Linked DNA regions of Mus musculus: regions 1 and 2 are each linked to region 3. Evidence: chromatin loops called from intact Hi-C (ENCODE). Cell type or tissue: left cerebral cortex. All regions are shown on one strand. Each heading gives the region's core, and the rest is flanking DNA. Links, peaks and the distances in the headings are about the cores only.

Region 1 (6,748 bases), core at 1,205-6,204, 72 kb before region 3:
TTGAATTTTTCAAGACGTGTAGATGGTTTGGAATGCTGAAGGAAAGTGAGGGATGAATATATTCTAGTCTATGCCACTGAAACACAATATCTAAGGCTGAATAATTTGAAAATAGGATTATTTTATAGTCATGATAGCTGAAGGGTTCAAAGAACATAATGAACACATTCTGGAGAGGGTGACCTGGCTGTGTCACAACATAGCAGAAATGTAGAAAGAGGACAAGCCAGGTGAAGAAGGAACACAGCTAAGAGAAAGTGAGCAAAGGCAAGTGAGTACCCATCCTAACAGCCCATTCTGGCAGGAGCCACTGCTCTACTGCAGCCACAACTCACTCCACAAGAGCAGTTTTAATCTTCCTGAGACTGGAGTGCAGGACCCTGTTAAGTCTCACCTCTTAACAACTTCAGGGCTGGCTGGAGACTAAGCTTCAGCGCATAAACCGTAACAGGTTGACCAAACCATAGCCAAGGGTGCTATGGTGGTAACACTGACTGATGTTGGCAATCGTAGGGAAATTCACTGGGTCGTTTGGGGGAAAATGCCCAATTGACATTAACAGGATAAAAACATGAACTTGTTAGTATTCGCATGTTTATGGGAACCCTGAACTCAAAGAAATTGTAGGTGGCCGCCGCTTAAGTACTTGGAGAACAGGTTTTCCTCTGTCTCCTACCATTGCATCCTTCTCCCCCAACCTGACCTGCCTGGTTGGGCCTCAGCGGAAGAGGATGTGCCTAGTCCTGACTGGGACTAGATGTCCCAGGGTGGGTTGGTACCCAAGGGGGTTCCCTTTCTCTAAGAAGAAGAGGAGGGAGCAATGGGGGAGGGACCTGTAAGGGGGAAACAGAGAGAAGAGGAGGGGGCTGCAATCAGGATGCAAAGTGAATAAAAATATTATTAGAAAGAAAGAACAGATTTTATTTTATTTGTGTATGTGTGTGTGTTTATGAAGCCCACACTGCTATCCTTAAATTCGTAATCCAGCTGGCTCCACATCCCAAGTGCTGGAGTTACGGGCATGCATATGACACCAAACCTAGCTTTGGTACCACTGTTCTATTCACAACGTTTTTGAAAAGATCATCTTGGCTTTTACATGTACATGAGGACACATGATATTTGTCTTTCCATGCTTACTTACTTCACAACCTCTAGCACTTCAGTCACATGGCTGTAGGTGATAGAATTTTGGTTTGGGGGTTGTTATTGTTGTTGTTATTTTTAGAACCAAATGATATTCTGGTGTGTGTGTGTGTCCGTGTGTGTGTGCCTGTGTCCGTGTGTGACATTTTTCTTTATACACTCATCATTTGATATACACTTAGGTTGATGTCATATCTTGGCTCCTGTGAATAGTTAGTTCTTCAAAAAACATTGTAGTGCAGATGTCACTTATGCATGCAGATCTCTATTCTCTTGGCTGTATACCAGGAGTGGATCATATGTTAGTTCTATTTTTATGGTTTTTTGAGACCCTGCACAGTGTTTTCCATAATGGAGACACAGATTTATGTTTCTGCCAACAGTATATGAGAGCTCCACCTTCTCCACAGCTGCACCAGCGTTTGTTCCTTTTTTAAATGTTTTATTTCTATTGATAAACTCTGTCTTGAAGTATGTGTGCATGAGGGCAGGTGCGTTTGGAGGCTAGAAGAGGCTTCAGAAGAGGGTGGAATTACAGGCAGCTCTGAGCTCCTGTATGAGTATTGAGATGGGAACTGCTGTCTTCTGCAAGAACAGCAAGTAATCATAGCCCCTGTTTATGTTTATCTGCTTCATAGTTGTCATTTTAACTGGTGAGATGACATCTTACTATGGCCTGACTTACAATGACTAGTGAGCTTGAACTTTTCCATGTCTCTTTGGTTATTTTCATGTGGTCTTATAAATGTCTATGTCATTTACCATCTTTAATTGAATTCTTCGGCTTTATTTATGTTGAGTTGTATATATTCTTTATGTGCCCTGGAGATTAATTCCAGCCAGATAAGTAGTCTAATAAGTATTTTTTTTCATTCTGTATGTTCTCCTGTCTCTCTCAATTGTTTGTTTTGTTGTTCAGAAGCATTTTCACATGATGGGATAGCCTTTGTCAGGTTTTGGTTCTGTTGCCTATATATGAAGTCAAATACCAAAAAGCATTCGTCCCAACTCAAGTGTCTTAAAGCTGTTCTCTTTCGTTTTGTTGCTCTCAGGGGATTTTAGAGTTTCTAGTGTTACATGTAAGTTTGAATTGACTATTTTTTCATATGGTGAGACATAAGAAGTGATATATATATATTATATATATATTATATATATATTATATATATGTATAATATATGTGTGTGTGTGTATATATATATATATATATATATATATATGTATATGTATATGTATATAACCCGCCCTCAGTGACACACTTCCTCTTTCAAGGCCACACCTCCTACTGCCACTCCCTAAGCATTTAAATATTAGTCTTGAGGGCCTTTCTTAGTCAAACCACCACACTAACTGAACTATCATCTCCTTAGCACTGTAACGCCATTTATCGAAGGTACTCTTTTCTCAAGAGTATGTTCTTTCCATCTTTGTTACAATCATTTGGCTCAGATGTGGATTTATTTTGTGATATTTGATTCTCTTTATTTGTTTGGTTTTTTCTGCTTTTACATCAGTGTTCCATTGCTTTGGTTCCTAGTGCTCTGTAGTATCTACTAAAGTTAGGTGCTATAAATGCTCCCAGCTTTGTTCTCTCTGCTGAACATGCCTTGATTATTTCAGGATATTTGTTCCCTCCTCATTAATTTTGTGATTTTTTTTTCCTAAACCGATGAAGAATGTCATTGAAATTTATAGAAATGTCATTGAATATGTGAATTTCCTGGCCTAGTATGGGCATTTTGACAGTATCATTCCAGTCCATGGACATGGAGTACCAGCCCAGTTTTGTATATGTGTTTTCCTTAATGTATTTCATCAGTGTTTTCTTGTTTGCATTGTAGCGTCCATGAATTAAGTTTATGCCTGGATTTCTGTTTTTATTAACTATGGCGAATGAAATTGTCTCAACAGTTTTTATTTATTGCTATAGAAAAAACTACTGATTTATATATGGTGAATTTTGCACTCTGTGACTTTTCTCAATTTGTTACATGTTCTAATAGCTTTTTAGTGGAGTCTGTAGGGTTTTTTTATTTCCAGTTAATTTTTTTAAAGATTTATCTATTTTAAGTTTATGAGTACACTGTAGCTGTTCACAAACACACCAGAAGAGGGCATCAGATCCTATTACAGATCGTTGTGAGCCACCATGTGGTTGCTGGGAATTAAACTTAGGACCTCTAGAAGAGCAGTCAGTGCTCTTAACTGTTGAGCCATCTCTCCAGCCCCCGCTAGACTTTTCTATATAGAAAAGCATGTCATCTGCAAAGACCATTAAGATCCTCCTTCCCTGCTTGAATGCTCTGTTTCTTTCATTTGTCCTTTTGCTATGGCTAATGCTTCTAACATTTTATTTAATAAAAGTGGTTAAGTGGACATCTGTGTCTTGTACTTGATATTAGAAAGCCAATATCCTCTTCCAATTTAAATGATGTAAGTTATGTAAGATATCATAGATATCTCTTCTTGTATTCAGGTCCATTCCTTCTGTACTGAATTTTTACAGGGTTTTCAACATGAACCATTATTAATCTTCATCAGATGCTTTTTTTGTGTTCTGGGATCATGATATGACTTTCATCCTTCATTGTGTTGCTATAATGTATTGTTTCTTCATGTTTATATATGGAAACATTTACCCCTGGGATAAATCAACTTCATGATTATATAAAATTTCTTTTAGATGCAATAAAATCTACTGATTTTTATTTGATAGTATTTTTTGAGATTTTTTGCATCTATATCCAGAGATGATTGTCTATATTTTTCTTTTCTTTCTTCCTTTCTTCCTTTCTTTCTTTCTTTCTTTCTTTCTTTCTTTCTTTCTTTCTTTCTTTTTTTTTTTTTTTTTGTCACATTTTTATCTGGCTTGGGTGTGTGGTATGCAGACGTTGTAGAATGAATAGGAAGGGTTCCCTTCATTTTTATTCTTTCTTGCACTTTGGTACCCTTTTGTTGAAAACTTATATATTTATTTTACTATTTACTTTGCTTGACAAATTTAAATCAAATAATTAGAAAACTTATGGGTGAGTATTATATGAGATTCTTTTATTTATCAGCTCAGTAAGTGTTTGCTGGACGTGAAGGTGAAAGGCACCTGGGACTTTGTTGGCATTGCTCTTGACCTTGGAATCCCTTATTTATATTTCTGTCATCATTTAATGTCTGATGGGAAATATGACATCAAGGCAGGGAAAAAACAGCTAATGTTTAAGAACATCAATGATCCTAGATTATCTTACAGACCATTATGGCCTTTGACTTTGTGAGAGTTTGGATGGGAAAGGAGGTTCAAGAAGACACTATGGTGGATTGCTGGAAAACAAGGAGATTGTTAGAAGAGCTGTTGACCCTGTTTACAGACAAACAAAAGGTCAAGAGCATGGTGTAGCTCAGAGGATAATTGAGATCCCAGCACCTGAGACAGACCCAGCATGCTGGGGCCTTCAAAGGGAACCAGAGCCCACAAGGCAGGAGTGGTTTCTTTTTTTATGCTTTTGACCACAGGGTGCTTAGGGACTGCACAGCGTGATCCTATAGCCAGGTGTTCTAACTCCCAGGTGGGAGGCAGGGAAAGGGATTGACTCCCAGTGAGACTCCCACTTCCTGGAACCATCAAGTCAGTTAGCTTGGACTCTGTAGACAGAGTTCCAGCAGGGCATCTGCCTGCCTGTATATGAGGAGAGACCTGGTCATTCTTATAAGATTGGGCTTTCTCAGTTTTTTTTTTTTAAATATTTTAATATATTCTTAGCTGGCCATGGTATTACATGCCTTTAATCCCAGCATTTGGGAGGCAGAAGCAGGCAGATCTGAGAGTTTGAGGACAGCCTGATCTATAGAGTAAGTTCTAGGATAGACAGGGCCACACAGAGAAACCCTTTCTCAAAAACAGTTCTTTTATTATATTCTTCACGCCTGTGTGGAACTCCATAAGGCCACATCTTGATTTTCCTTTAAGTCATTGCCTTTTAAGTCCAGTTGGATCTGAGCACTCAAAAAACAGAAGTAAGAGAACTCGAAATCCTAGAACTTCAGTGGCCCTAGAAGAATAAAAACCCAATGTTCCTAGATCCAAATATTGAAAAACTCTGCTCTGAAACATTATGGACTAGGGAAAGAGGTGAATTTTTTTCCTTAAAAAATTCTATTTTTAACATTTTAAAATAAGTCTTCTTAGTAACAAGAAAAAAGAAAGAAAGCCTGGATAAGATCATGTGTTGTAGACATTACTCCTTAATAGAGTCTTAACTGTCTTCTTCTGCATTTATCTTTTCTATCAGAACCAAAATGCCATGGCCCTTCAGTATTCCTCAGTAGTTTTATAACTGTCATGTCAACCAGATTACTTTCTAGGACCCAACCTGTTAACTCCACTTCCTTCATTGTTTAAATAACTCAAATAAGTTCCAAACATTTAGCTGTTTTCTGTAGTTGCAGCTATTATTTGTTTACATGGGAAGAGAAGCAGCTTTCCTCTTACCCTTCTAAATTCTCTTCACAGGGACAGACAGGAAAAGATCAAAAAGAGAAAAACATGCAAATAATGTGGTTTTTATTATATTATATCATAGCCAGGTGGTGGTGGCCCATACCTTTAATCCCAGCACTTGAGATGCAGAGGCAGGCAGATCTGAGTTCAAGGCTAGCCTGGTCTATAGAGTGAGTTCCAGGACTGTCAGGCCACATAAAGAAATCCTATCTTGAAAAACAAAAACAAACAAACAAACCAAAACCCCCCAAAATCCAAAAAATTATATCACACAGGATCCTTTATAAGGAAACAAGGACCTAGAGGAATGTTTAAACTCAAACATTAAAAAAAAAAAAAAAAAAAAAAGAATTATTTATTTTATGGACAGGAGTACGCTGTCTTCTGACACACCAGAAGAGGGCATCAGATCCCATTACAGATGGTTGTGAGCCACCATGTGGTTGCTGGGAATTGAACTCAGGACCTTTGGAAAAATAGTCAGTGCTCTTAACTGCTTAGTCATCTCTCCAGCCCAGACTCAAGCATTCTTATGCTGTATTTGGTAAAGAGTAGAGGACTAGAGAAAATATTACCAGGAAAAAAGGTATGAACTAAGAATGGTAATTTCAAGGAAAATTTAGGAAGGCCTGTTGAGTAGGCTCTCTCAGCATACCCTGACTGCACAGAGATGTGATCCTCTGACCTTAGAAAGGACCTCTCTGGTGGAAGTCAGCTTGCTTTTACTACATGGTGGCAAAACATTCTCCCAATACCTCCCAAACACTTCGTTCCAAAATATCCAAGATGCCATATTATGGAGTAACATAACCTCAGCCCGTCACTAGCTATATGACCTCAGTCAAATCACTTAATGTTCTGAGCTCAGATGCTCCCTGAATGAAATGGGCACAATTAATTATTCAGATTAAATGTGTCAGTGCATATTAACACGTTAGCGATGTGTCCTTAGCATAGTTCATGGTTCTTATCATAGTCCCCCATATAAGAAAGGAGAAAGAATTTATCCACACTTTTAGTTATTTGATGTGCAGATTGCTATATTATGCCCTATTCAGGAGGAAAAGCCCATTAGTAGAAGAGCCCATTAGTAGGGAGACCCACATG
Region 2 (6,748 bases), core at 688-5,687, 60 kb before region 3:
AACAGTGTGGTAGGGATATTTGGGAAACTGAGGTCCATGACTGTCTGTTAGAATGACTCTCATGTAGTCTTTATCAAATCTACCAAAACTTTCTAAGTATTTTTCTTACTGATACTATATTTTCATTATTGCATTTACTACTTAACATTTATTTTGTAAGCATCAGAATCAAATCATTTAGCTCTACAATGATTTGATTCATTTTTACTTCTTTTTACCAGAATATTTGAAGGAATTTTTTATCATTTCTAGTTTCTATGGGAAAAACATACTGAAGTGTTCTCTGATAACAAGTCATTTGAGTTGAAATATGTCTGTGCCCTTTTAAAGAAAGATTATATGAACTATTATAAGCCTGATATAGTTACATACATCTATAATTCTAGAACATGAAGGCAGAGGCAAGAGGACCAAGGCCAGCCTACATACAGAGAGGGTTCAGGACCCACCTGGGATATGTTGGGAAGACTTTGCAAAAAAAATTCCTATAAGCTTAGAAGGCACTGCATTCTTCCTTTTCCTCCAAGCCAGAATGTTGTGTTCTGAATGGTTTATGACAGCGCTTTTCACAATCACTTTTAGTAGCACTGTCTTAATGTGAAATGTGAACCCCACCCACCCAGCGTGCCATGTGTATGTAGAGTATGAAATACCCAGAATTTCTTCCTTAGTTTTCTAGTTCTAACACAAGATGTCTCATCCTAATCAGCCCAATAAAGGTTTCCTCCAAACCTTAGGAAACTAAAATATGTACACATAACACATAAACTATACACACACACACACACACACACATACACACATAAACACATACACACACACACATACAATATCCAATAATTTTCATGGTAAGAATTGTACTTTATAAAAGGTTTTCTGTTTTTATCTGTACTTTTATTATTTATATTGTGAGAGTATAGTTCAAGTCTATCATACCCTACTTCCCTTCCCTTTCAAACACTCTTATACATTCCCTCCTTCCTCTTTTCAAATTCACGGCTTCCTTTTTCATTAGTTGTTACTACATACATAAATGGTTATGTACAAAGGGCCTTGCTCATGTTAGGCAAGTGTCCTACCATAGAATTACATCATCAGCCACCCCTCTTTTTTGAGTCAGGGTGTTGTTTTGTAGCCTAGCCTGGCCTTGAACATTTCAAGTGCTAGGATGGTAGATGAGTGTCTCCATGCCCAGTCGGATGTTAATGTTTTGTTTTTATCTTCTTTGCTTAAGATTTGGCAACAAATCAATGTTTTGTTAAAAGGATAATAGCCCACTAGAACCACAGTTACTCTCTCTCTATTATTTGGATTACAGGGACTTGTCAGAAAGTTAAGTTCCATTTGATTACATCCAGATTGGCAGCTCTTTTGAGCTAGAGTAGGAAATGCTGACTCAAGGGGAAAGAAAGTGTGTGTGTGGGGGGGGCGGGGAACGGGGACATTTGGGATGCCCTCTTAGCCTTACTTTTTTTTTTCAAAAACAATTTTTATTAGATATTTTCTTCATTTACATTTCAAATGCTATCCGGAAAGTCCCCTATACCCTCCCCGCACCCTGCTCCCCTACCCACCCACTCCTGCTTCCTGGCCCTCGAATTCCCCTGTACTGGGGCATATAAAGTTTGCTAGACCAAGGCGCCTCTCTTCCCAATGATGGCTGACTAGGCCATCCTCTGCTACATATGCAAGTAGAGACACAATCTCGGGGAGGGGGGGTGGTCCTAGGTAGTTCATATTGTTGTTCCTCCTATAGGGTTGCAGACCCCTTTAGCTCCTTGGGTACTTTCTCTAGCTCCTCCATTGGGGACCTTGTGCTCCATCCAGTGGATGACTGAGCATCCACTTCTGTATTTGCCAGGCACTGGCATAACCTCACAAGAGACAGCTATATCAGGTCCTGTCAGCAAAATCTTTCTGTTAGCTTTACTTCTTGTACCATGATAAAACTTTATATAAAATACTAGTGCCTGTTTTAAGAGATCAGCTACAAAAACAAGGGGCCAGGACACTTGGACCCAGGACACATTGTTAAGATAACATTAGGCAACTATCCTGAAGGTAATATTGTGCTTTTGCCTCCATTCTGCTACAATTGATTGTTTACTTTATCTTGGAGATTTGCATATGTATGTATGTGCGTATGTATGTTCGTTTTTCAAGACAGGGTTTCTGTTCCCTGTGTAGGTCTGGTTGTCCTGGAACTCACTCTGTAGACCAGGTTGTCCTGGAACTCAGAGATCCTCAGCCTCCTGAATGTTGGGATTATAGGTGTGGACCATCACTATCTAGTTTGGAAATTTAGAAATTTTAAACTATGCTTAATTCCTAGTGTTAGCAGCCTCATTGGGGAAGCATTTATTTGATCAGAGATGTTCAAAACTATATTTTGTTTTATCTAATAGAGCATCAGAATTAAATTGGTGTTTAAAACTGCTGTTTATAAGCTGGGCGTGGTGGTGTACGCCTTTAATCCCAGCACTTGGGAAGCAGAGGCAGGCGGATTTCTGAGTTCGAGGCCAGCCTTGTCTACAGAGTGAGTCCCAGGATAGCCAGGGCTACACAGAGAAACCCTGTCTCAAAAAACAAAACAAAACAAAACAAAACACCCAAAAAACCCTGCTGTTTATAAAGGTCTGTGGCATATGAAAGTTACTTGGTTTTGAGAATTTCAACTTTAACAGTTACTAAATATTCCTCAGTATTATGCTGTGTAGGCTTTTGTGTTTCAGCATTACATGTATATAAACGTGGCCAGCCTTCCCACTGTGCTATACTGCTCCTGTATGCCCTGCAATTAGTAAGTCAGTCTGTTCATAAACACTCCAGCCTGAGGGCGTGTCACCGAATGCTGGTTCGTGCTCTTCTGTTCACATTCTGTCATTTTACCCTAACACCTATCTTGTCTGGAGATTTCAGTAATGTGACAAGGATTGTAGCTTCCCAGTTTGAACACAGGGCATAAGATAAGATTTCTGTCTGTTCTTGCTAGAAAGCAAGAGTGAATAGGGTCAGCCTTTTAGCTGTCTGTCTGTCTGATTTTACTGTTAGCATCACATCTTAGGAAGAGCTAGTTCATCTGTCTGTGTGTTTGGGATTCAACAGCATAAACTGTCAGACTAACGCTGATTGAAGGTGGACTGGGAGGGGAAAGCCTATCTGTCCAATGGCTCGCCATTGGCTTCTTATTACAGCATTCTCCCCTGAGACTCGCTCTGCATGCTCATTCACCTACCTCCCCCCTCTGCTTGCTCCCCTTCCTTTCTTACCCCTTCATTACTGATTCACAGCTAGAGGCAGCACGGTGGCGGTGGCGGCAGCAGTAACCGGGCAGCGACAGCAACAGCGGCAGGGCTGCTTGTCAGGAATCACGGATTGCAATGAGCTCATCCTTTTCTCCTTGCAGCTTCACAACTGCCCTGGCTTCCTGGCTACAGCTCCTGCCGCCTCGCCTGCTCGCCTGCTCGTACACAGATATCCTCTCTCTCTCTCTCTCTCTCTCTCTCTCTCTCTCTCTCTCTCTCTCTCTCTCACACACACACACACACACACACACACACACACACACACACACACACCTCTCCCTCTCTCAGTCACACATGCTAGAGCCCTCTGAGCTTGTCCATTTTGACACATGCATCTGAACTCTTCCTGCTCCGCTCCTGGCTATTTTGCCAGGATTGAATTGCTTTTGCCATTTTTTATTTGCAGCAACCTTTGATTTCCTTCTCTAGTGTGCTCCAGGGCTTGTGCATAGTTGATAATTTAGACAAAATGTTGTTCTTGTGGCGACATTAGCTGACAGTTCCCATCCTAGACCATTTTGTGCATCCTCCTGGGGAGACGTAGCCTGGCTCCCCTCTCTCTGCAGTTCTTAGGATTGTGGATGAGAGACCCAGCTTTCTCATTCTGGATACCTATTTACTGCTCATGGAAGAAGGGGTGCCCTGCCCAGCCCCAGCTGCTAAGCTCACACCTCCTGTCAAAAAGTCCCAGGACATGCACGACGAGAGGAGCAAGCTGGTGAATGAGTATGCATGTCGAGTGCTGGAACTTCTGGGGATGGGGCATCGGCTGTTTGTGCCACGGCTTCTGGCGGTGAGATTGTTTTTCATTGAACTTAATTTGTAGAGAGTCTGTGTAGTGCTCTATGGGAATGCCACTCTGGTGGCTTGTGGGTTCCTGATTTCTTCCCTTTCAACCCTTTCTACTGAGAAGGAGGGCTGAGTGGCCACTGCTCTGTAGCTTCCTTGAAGCCTGGACCATGCCACTCCTTAACTGGCTATAGGAAATTATGGTTCTTTTCTCAGATCTGAGGGTCACATCGATGGCATTATCTCTGTGGCAAGGAGGAGGGGGGAACATTTTCAGGCTGTCTAGCCTCAGCAATGAACCAGAAAACCCCAAAACGTGATGTGGGTGTTCTGTTATTTATTTCTCCAAAGGGTTAAATTTTACAACAGAAATAGCCATCTATCTAGACTATGTGAGGCTGGCTTCCCAGCCTCCTCTTAGGATTGCCAATTAAATTTGGGAAGTGGGGATTTATTATCTAAAAATCCTTGGGTAAGAAATTGCAGGTTTCTCTCCTAGGGTGATTGAACTATGTGTCTATAAAACGGCGTACAGCTACTGGGTCTGTTCTATGAGTCTGAGAAGTCTGGCCTGTTTGTTATTTTATTTTCGGAATAAGAGAAAAATCAGCCTTCTTCATTTCCTACCAAGGGTTAAAATTAAATACCCATAATTGCTGTGGCAGGGTTTCTCTTCAGTGGTTCCAGAGCTGTACCTAGCAACTGTTGGGTGATATAATTGGTCTACAGTAGTCCTATACCATCATTTGGTAATTGGAAATTAAAACAACAACAACAACAACAAACCAAAACCAGCATTATCTGTGTTGTAAAATGGAATTTTAATGCTATTCTGGATTTATATGATTCTCTCAGATGCATATCTTTTCAGTACAGTGTTTATTTGACTGGATTTAATTCTTACTTCTCTTCCTCCATTTCTTCTGTTTGATCATAACAGACATACTGTAGCCATGTGTATGAGAAATTTCCCACCATGAAAAAGTCGGTTGATCATTGCAAGATGAAGTTAGATGTAATGAGCAGTATAAAATTATAGGAAGGTTATTTGAGAAATATGACAATTTCTTTTCCATGTAGGGAAGAATTTTTACAAATATGAGTACATATGTTTGAATGCCTAGGTGAAACCATTGCTTTCCTGATTAACAGTTTAATTTACAAGGGAGAAAATAGGAAGAACCTCATGTATTAGAAATGAGTTTTATTTTTTTAAATCCAGAAATTTTGGCACTAGAAACTGCTAATATACATTTAGACAAATTCCTTGCATCTCTGAGTCTTGGTGTAGCAAATTTCCAAGTCTTAAAGGCTACTCAAGGGTTTCTAATCATTACTTCACAGTCCCTAGTATACCCTATTTTACTTTCAAGTTTTCAGTATTTTGAAGTAAAAACATGAATTGATAGCTTAAAAGATGTCTCACAGTCATATCTGTACTAGAGATAAATTTGAACTTCTAGTTAAAAACATTTAATTAGCAATAAAATCCACAGGGAGTTGGGCTTCCAAACTTGAGATCTTAGGGAGGTTACATATATCCCTATGTTGCAGATAGGCAAATCTGGATGTCAAATGATGTATCTAAAGTAAGTGCTTCCCTCGGGCTTTTTGGACTCTATCTTATAGAACCTAGGCAATAGTGCTAACTGTATGTGACTAACATATACTGAGCTGTATTTGTGATCATTTGGAAGTCTCTGGCATTGTTGTACACAGTTGCCCTTGAAAGATTATTGATAGAACCCTTGGTTGTATGTAGCTTATATTTGGGGATCCCTTTAATTTATATGGTGGCTGTGAATTGGGATCTGCTATCCAAAGAGTTACCACTCAAAGTTTAGCTTGTATACTGGAAGGGTGGGGGATGGGCTTAGTTGCTCAACTCAGTGTTATTGGACTGGCTAATGATTTAGGATTGATGGTGGGCCTAAGAGGCATCCTGCCACATGCAGTTTCAGTATCTGTCCATTTCCAGCCAGGAGGCCAAGACCCAAGTTTAAGACATGACTCTGCCTTTTTAGTCATGTTTTAAACATGACTGCATACAAACATGTACAGATCACTTATTTTATTGTAAAATGTCACTACATTTTTTCATTATAAATTAGTTTAAAAAAATAAAAGTCAAAGCCAGGTATAGCTGTGCTTCCCTATGACCCTGGCACTCAGGAGGCTGAAGCCAACGATCAGCTTGTGCTACATAGTGAGTTCTAGGCCAGCCTGTGCTGCAGAGGGCCTCATGTAACAACAAACAAAACCAAAAACAAGCAAGTAAACGATGCTTTATCCAACCAGAGTGGTAGATTTGTGCTTTGAGCTTTATTTATGGTTCCTAATTGACACAGAGAGAACTAAATGCCGAGGCTTGTGTGACGGTGAGAGGCATTTAGAATCTATGTGGTTTACCTCTCAAAGGTACAGACAGTAAAGAACAATCCCCCAGGAGATCAAGTACTTACACAAGTACTTTGTTTTAGATGTTACCACGATGCATCAGTTCCATGTGATGACTTAGCAAACATCTTTCTTTATTGGAATTAGAATACTCAGATAGATGTAAACATCTTATACACCAGCTACAGGTTATCCTTATCCTCTTTTAAAGTTCTTAGGCTTACAACAGTGGATCCTATAGGACATCATAAGTGAAA
Region 3 (6,748 bases), core at 1,148-6,147:
AACAGTAGGAAAGTCCTTTTGGTTTGTGCTGTTAGTGTGTACTAGGGATTTTTTTTTTCTAATTGGAGATAGGGTTTTATGTAGTTCTGGATGGCCTTGAATTCATTGTGTGAATTGTGTAGCAGAGGAAGACCTTGAACCCTGATCCTCCTGCCTTTACTTACAGCCAATACTTAGGTTATCTATGTGAAGCACTATGCCAGTTTATAAGGAGCTAGGAAAGAAACCTAGAGCTTTGTGCGTTTTAGATAAGTATCCAACTGCACTGTGGCCCCAGTCCTTGCAATGGAAATCTTGTTAGTGCAATTAGGTTCTAAATTGCTTTTAGAATCATTTTTAAAAGCTTTTTACAATGAGATTATGTGTTTATGATAATTTATCCCTAATAATATTACTGATATTTGTACTAAATGTTTTTGCTACCTATTATATTTATGTTTATAAATATATAAACATTTCACGCCCATTCCTTCTGGAATGTGGATCTTTTTTTGAGATTTTTGTGCACCTATGTCATCGTACTTTGCTCAGACTCCCTCACCCCATTCATTCCCTTTGCTTTTGCATCCTCCTGCGTATCCCCATTTTTGCTCTATTTTTTAAAAATAAATCTAGATTCTGCATAGGGAGGAAAAATATGTCTGTTTTATTACATTTAGCATGATCATATCCAGTTCCATCAGTTTTCCTGTCATTTTTCCTGAAACTTTTCAGTGAATTGGCACCTTTCTTTCTTATCTCTTCCAAAAGTAATTATGAACAGCAGCCTTGCCAATGAAGCTCTAGGAACCAATGCTGTTTTTTCAACAAGGCCCAGTTCTGTAGTCCAGGGATTCTCAGTAGCTGTGGAGTCACAGAGTTCTTTGGCAGTCTGGTTAGGCCTGTGGACCTTGAGCAAGAAAATATTTTTAAATATAGGATGTACATAAGGCTACGTAGTAAACTAATGATATTGGAATACATTGATCAAAGCAAATAGCCAAATTTATGACATTATGACATATGATTCTTTATTAATATATTAATATAGTAGATAGCAAAATGTGTTAGTAAGTCTGATGACTACCTCAATGCCAAAAGTAAAAAATATAAATAGTATTTTGAGATACAAGCACTGCTTCCAGAGTGACTTAAAATATTTGTAGTACTTATTAGTGACCACTTAGAAATAATATAGTATATTCTTACCAATATTTATAACTGAAAGCTGATAAATTCCATTAGAGTTTCAGAGGAATAGATTATTTTTCTATCTTAGCTCACAGATAGTGAATTCTCTCATTTCTATCATCCGAAACAACAGTTTTAGATACCTTTCTTTTCCTGTAACGTTATAACTGGCTAGGAGAAATCTTAATCAAACCTTTTTCGTGTGGTTTCTGTGTGTTTCTTTGGCAGATAACATTTGTGTGTGTGTTTGTGTGTGTTTCATTGTTAATCTCTGTACGAGAGCAAGAGTTGTGTTTAGTTTTATTTCCCATTTTTCTCCATCCCAGCATGGTATGCACTGTACATACCATATATACTCCAGTGAACAATATAGGATACTGGAAACCAATAAAGAATCGTGTAAGAATAGTAATTATTGGTCTACTGTGTATTCATGACAAACATCTGTCAGCATTTATGCACATAAGAAGTAAAGGTTAATTAATTCATTTAGTCGTGCTGAGGATTGAACCCCAGGTGTTGTACTTTCTGGGCAAGCACTATACTCTTTGTACCTGTAAAGTTATTCTTAAATAACTTTTTCTATTTTTCTAGTCTTAGATCTGTGTATCAAATTCATATAAAACCAGTGATGGAGTCATGTAGCTGTGTTCTTACCTGTTAGCTTAGCTTAATTAAAAGATGAGATAGTGGTTATTTGTATTACACACTTATTTGTTGGTGGTTCATTTACCCTCCTCCTGTGTAGCACATAGCATTGTTTTGAGGGTTCAGAGACCTTCAAGCAGATGACAATCAGTAGGAGAGACAACAGTGCAAGCAACTGAGCTGATGATGGAACAGCGTTGGAGATGTGAGTGAGTCACTTTGCCTGGTTGTTCCTGTCACGTGCTGTCCCTTCAGGCCTCCCTGAAATGGTATCTCCTGCTTCCCTTTCTAAGTTATGTGCTGAAATTCATTTTCCATGTGGGTTGTTTATTTCCCCACTCTGCCTACAGTAGTTCCCGGCACTGTCAGCAGGCAGTGTTTCTAGGGAATGAATAAAGAGATGATGGGCTGCATAGTGAGACCCTGTGCCAATAAACAGCATTTAACAAAACCCATTAGGCTACATTGTTCTCTGTCAAAGTTGCATTGGTGAATATATCTACCAGTAATGGTTTCTCATGCCTATTTCAGTTTTCAGTTCTGAGCTTTCTTTCTTTTTTTTTTTTTTTTTCCGTGTTTTTCGAGTCAGGGTTTCTCTGTGTAGCCCTGGCTGTCCTGGAACTCACTCTATAGACCAGGCTGGCCTCGAACTCAGAAATCCGCCTGCCTCTGCCTCCTGAGTGCTGGGATTAAAGGCATGCGCTACTACGCCTGGCTCTTTTTTACTGATTTTTTTTTTCTAGTTCTGAGCTTTTTAAATTTTTTTATTTTTTGGTTTTTCAAGACAAGGCTTCTTTATGTAGCCCTGGCTGTCCTGGAACTTGCTCTGTAGACCAGGCTGGCCTCAAACTCAGAGATCTGCCTGCTTTTGTCTCCTAGGTGCTGGGATTAAAGGTGTTTCACCACCACTGGCTAGCAGTTCTGAGCATTATTTTAAAGGAAAAACAAACAAAACAAATGAATTTGTTAGGATGTTGGAAAGAAAAGCATTCTAGACAGAATCATAGCACTTCCAGGAGCATGCATGGGAAATTTAACTTCTAACTGCAGCTGAGGAAGGCTAAAAAGAAATGAGAAAGTGGGTAGTAGTCATGAGAATTTTTAGTCTAACATTGAGTTAAGCTCATTTGAGACTGGCTTCAAAATCATGGTGGGCCTCTTACTTCAGCCCCGTGACTGCTGGGATTATAGGTGTGATTCACAGTTTAAAGATACTTATTTGTAAAGAGATTGTTATGATTCTTTCTAAAAAGAAATTTAAGAACTCCATCCATATGACTCTATAAACCGAGGTGTAACTGTTCATCGAGATCTATACAGTGAGGGACTTCTTAAATGTGCAGGTGCCTTTCAGAGGCAGAAAGGACGGCTCCATGTTAATTGTCTTTAAGAACCTACTGCAAACCCTTGGTAGGTTTCATTTGTGTGTGTGTTTGTGTTTTATGTGAGGTAGGTTTCAATGTATGTGCATTTTGTTTGGGAAACACTTCGCTAGCAAACACTTCCTAACCTGGGCAATATCACAGAATGCAGAGAAGAATGTGAAGGTTTGTGGAGTTAGACTTTGTTGTTCAGACTCAAAAGTCCTTTTCTGGAATAATCCTAATGTTGTTAACAGCCAAGTGCTGCACTTGCAGTCTGTTGGAACAGTTGGTGGCACATCCTTCATAAGGCTGTTCTTAGAGTGTAGGAGTTAAAAATATGTCCACAGCAGTAATGTCCTGACTGAACATATGCATCCTACTGTTAGAGAAGGGCACTGAGGCACCTGCCAGTCACTCCTTCCATTTTTATTCTAGGAACTACAATGAGGGGAGGATTGTGGGAGAGCAGAGGTCTTCGGTGAACATTCTCAGTTATCTGTTACTGTAGTTCTTCAGTCTAATAGATGGTGGCAATTTAATGATCTGAAATTCCATATATCCAAGGCAGTGTGAGAACTATATAATATGTAATAAATCTGAAGACTCAGTGTAGCTCTTCCAAATAATCAAAGTGTGACCTCAGACTCTCTGTAGAGTACTCTAGCCCAGTAATCACAATTACATTAATTCAGTCCCTTCATGTGAAAGGATCATTTTTATTGCTACTACCTGAAAAGTGCAAATTGCCTTCGCTCTTGAATGTGAGCTGCTTAGCTTCCTTCTTTTAAATACATCTCCCACTTAAAGTATTAATGTCACCTATAAATGTGTAATTCAAATTGTCATTGACTTGAACTCTTCAAAGATTTGAGCAATATCGTATTACCTTGAGAAACAAGGTATAACCTGTCATTGAAGAACGACACACGAGTACTAGGTGTTTTAGTGAACAGCTTTCACAGTGATGAGAACGTACAGAGACGAGAATATGATCACAGGCTAGAAAAGAGCTCTATATAGTTTACTGAGTTGACTAAGCTCTCTGAAGTTCCTTTTTCTCCTGAGATTCGCCTTATAGTGAATTCACCTTCTTCCTGATTATTGTTAGGCCTGAAGCTTGGGGAATGGAGAGATGAGTCAGTGGGTAAAGGTGCTTGTCACCAAGTCTGATGGTCTGAATTCAGGTCCTACCTCTGTGCAGAGAGTAATACTCACACATGTGTGCATGTGTGTGGGCACGTACATACAATAAATTAAAATGTAATAAGATATTTTGTTCAAGAAAACGATGAAACTTAGAGGACTACATTTGGTACAAATGAGGGCTGTTGCTGTGGACATTAGACACAGGTTGTTGAACACATTTCTGCCAAAAGACAAGGAATTTTGCTCCATCCGTATAAGGCTAAAACATGACAGACATTCTACTAAAATTGAGTAAATAAGTAACTGAGAGAAAATAATTTACTTTGTTAAGTTTTTAATAAACTGTCTGTCAACTCTCAGTGGGACTTAACAAAATATTGAAAATATTTGGATTTCATTATTTCTTGGCCAAGTAGCATTATATTATGTAAATATACATATATATGTATGTATATGTGTGTGTATATATATATATATATATATATATATATATATATATATATGTAACTTATTCATTCATCCCTTGAAAAACATCTAGATTAATTTCATATTTGGACTATTTTGACTAGTGCTATGATAAATATGGGGGTATTTGTTTTATTACTATAAATATTTCATCCCTTTTGGGTGTATGCTCAGTAGTAGAATTGCTGGATCGTATGGTAGCTCTGTCTAAGTTTTTGGGAAACCTCAGTACTGTTTTCCATAATGGCTGCATGGATTCTCGCGCCTAGCAGCAGTGTGTAAGGTTCTCTTTCTCTAGGCCCTTGCCTGTGTTTGCTCTTTCCTACCCTTTTGATAACAGCGTTCTCACTGGGGTGAGGTGATGTTTTGGTGTGGTTCTCATCTGCATTTCTCTGACAGTTGGTGAGAGCGAGCGTCTTGACAGCGGTGCATGTTCAGAATGAAAAGAAGAGCACGTTCTGCGAATTCATCTGCACAGTAACTTCATGAGGGAGGTCCTTTGTAAAGGAAGTTTATTAAGTAACTTCAAGGTCACAGTGCTGAGAAGTGGAAGCAGCATTTAGGCACAGGCTGCCAAGCTGCGAGTCTGTGCTATTCATTCTTATTCCAGGTGCATAGCAATTGTGCTTTGCACGCACGCATTGGATACTATATTCAATATTCTTCTGATTATATATCACTTTGATATTCAGAATCTGGACATTTTTACTCTTGAGCAGTTTCTGAAAAGGTGATAAGTTAGATGTCAAACCTATAATTATAATTTCCTGGGTTATTGAAGCATGGCTGTTGAAGGTAACTTTTGTTTTAACGATGATTGCCATTGTTATTAAACTTTTATTCACTTTCTCTAGGGTATTTGAATAACAAAATAGCTGTACTTGTCCAAACTCCAAAATGTCTGTGTGACTGTGTAAGAGAAAGAAGCTTTGTTCCAGAGCAAGCATGTTTATTTATAGCGTCTATAATGTGGCCTGTTTCTTTTTCAGTCTTATAAGCTTAATAAAACTGAAACTTAAGCTTTTTTCTTCCTTTTTTGCTTCTTTTTTTCTTTCTTTTTTTCCCCTCCCCCCTCCTTCCTTCCCTCCCTCCCTCCCTCTTTTTTTTTCTGTTATTGTTTTTCTTTTTTCTGTTTTTTTTTCTAGATATTTTATTTACATTTCAAATGTTATCCCGTTTCCTGGTTTCTCCCCCCCCCCCTCCCCCTGCTCACCAACCCACCCACTCCCACTTCCTGGCCCTGGCATTCCCCTATACTGGGGCATAGAGCCTTCACAGGACTAAGGGCCTCTCCTCCCATTGATGAACAACTAGGCCAACCTCTGCTACAAATATAGCTAGAGCCACAAGTTCCACCATGTGTTTTCTTTGGTTGGTGGTTTATTCCTTGGGAGCTCTGGGGGTAGTGGATAGGTCATATTGTTGTTTCTCCTATGGAACTGTAAACCCCTTCAGCTCCTTGGGTCCTTTCTCTAGCTCCTCCATTGAGGACCCTGTGATCTGTCCAATGGTAGGCTTCGAGCATCCACCTCTGTATTTGTCAGGTACTGGTGGAGCCTCTCAGGAGACAGCTATAGCAGGCTTCTGTCAGCAAGCACGTGTTGGCATCCACAAAAGTGTCTGGGTTTGGTGATTGTATATGGGATGGATTCCCCAGGTTGGGCATTCTCTGGATTGTCATTTCTTCAGTTTTTCCAGACAGGGTTTCTCTGTGTGTGTATCCTTGGCTGCTCTGTAGGTCAGGCTGGCCTCAAACTCATAGAGATCTGCCTGCCTCTGCCTCCCAAGTGCTAGGATTAAAGGTGTGCGCCACCACTGCCAGGTGAAACTTAAGCTTTTTAATAATAAAATACTTATTTACTTTGCTCAGTGATGCATTAATACTAAGAGTAAAGACAATAGTGAGATCCACTTGGCTCCTGTCTTCATGAGGTTTATGGTTTGATCAGTGCTGA

The links. Hi-C counts contacts between places; a loop is a spot of excess contacts. Peaks named below come from ENCODE experiments on the same cell type or tissue, not always from the same donor. Only the 100,000 strongest peaks of a DNase experiment are listed, where the experiment ranks them.
Region 1: a loop joins it to region 3, with 1.9 times the contacts of the local background. A loop is called at or near these places in 2 of 42 quality-filtered maps.
Region 2: a loop joins it to region 3, with 3 times the contacts of the local background. A loop is called at or near these places in 3 of 42 quality-filtered maps.

Annotation. Positions count from the first base shown.
Region 1 is chr1:160,361,494-160,368,241 of GRCm38, reverse strand. The region is part of intron 18 of Rabgap1l (RAB GTPase activating protein 1-like); the gene reads left to right. Among named protein-coding and RNA genes, the nearest start is that of Mir1927, 69 kb to the right of the region's middle. In left cerebral cortex, for the core only: a CTCF peak has its summit at 3,259 (motif pointing right); a DNase peak (open chromatin) is centred at 1,508.
Region 2 is chr1:160,348,571-160,355,318 of GRCm38, reverse strand. All of the region lies in intron 18 of Rabgap1l (RAB GTPase activating protein 1-like), which reads left to right. Among named protein-coding and RNA genes, the nearest start is that of Mir1927, 56 kb to the right of the region's middle. In left cerebral cortex, for the core only: a CTCF peak has its summit at 3,318; DNase peaks (open chromatin) are centred at 3,312, 3,981 and 4,705; H3K4me3 peaks cover 2,838 bases; H3K27ac peaks cover 2,994 bases.
Region 3 is chr1:160,288,987-160,295,734 of GRCm38, reverse strand. All of the region lies in intron 19 of Rabgap1l (RAB GTPase activating protein 1-like), which reads left to right. Among named protein-coding and RNA genes, the nearest start is that of Mir1927, 3.6 kb to the left of the region's middle. In left cerebral cortex, for the core only: no CTCF peak of the experiment used is centred there; DNase peaks (open chromatin) are centred at 2,066, 2,984 and 3,486; H3K27ac peaks cover 1,662 bases.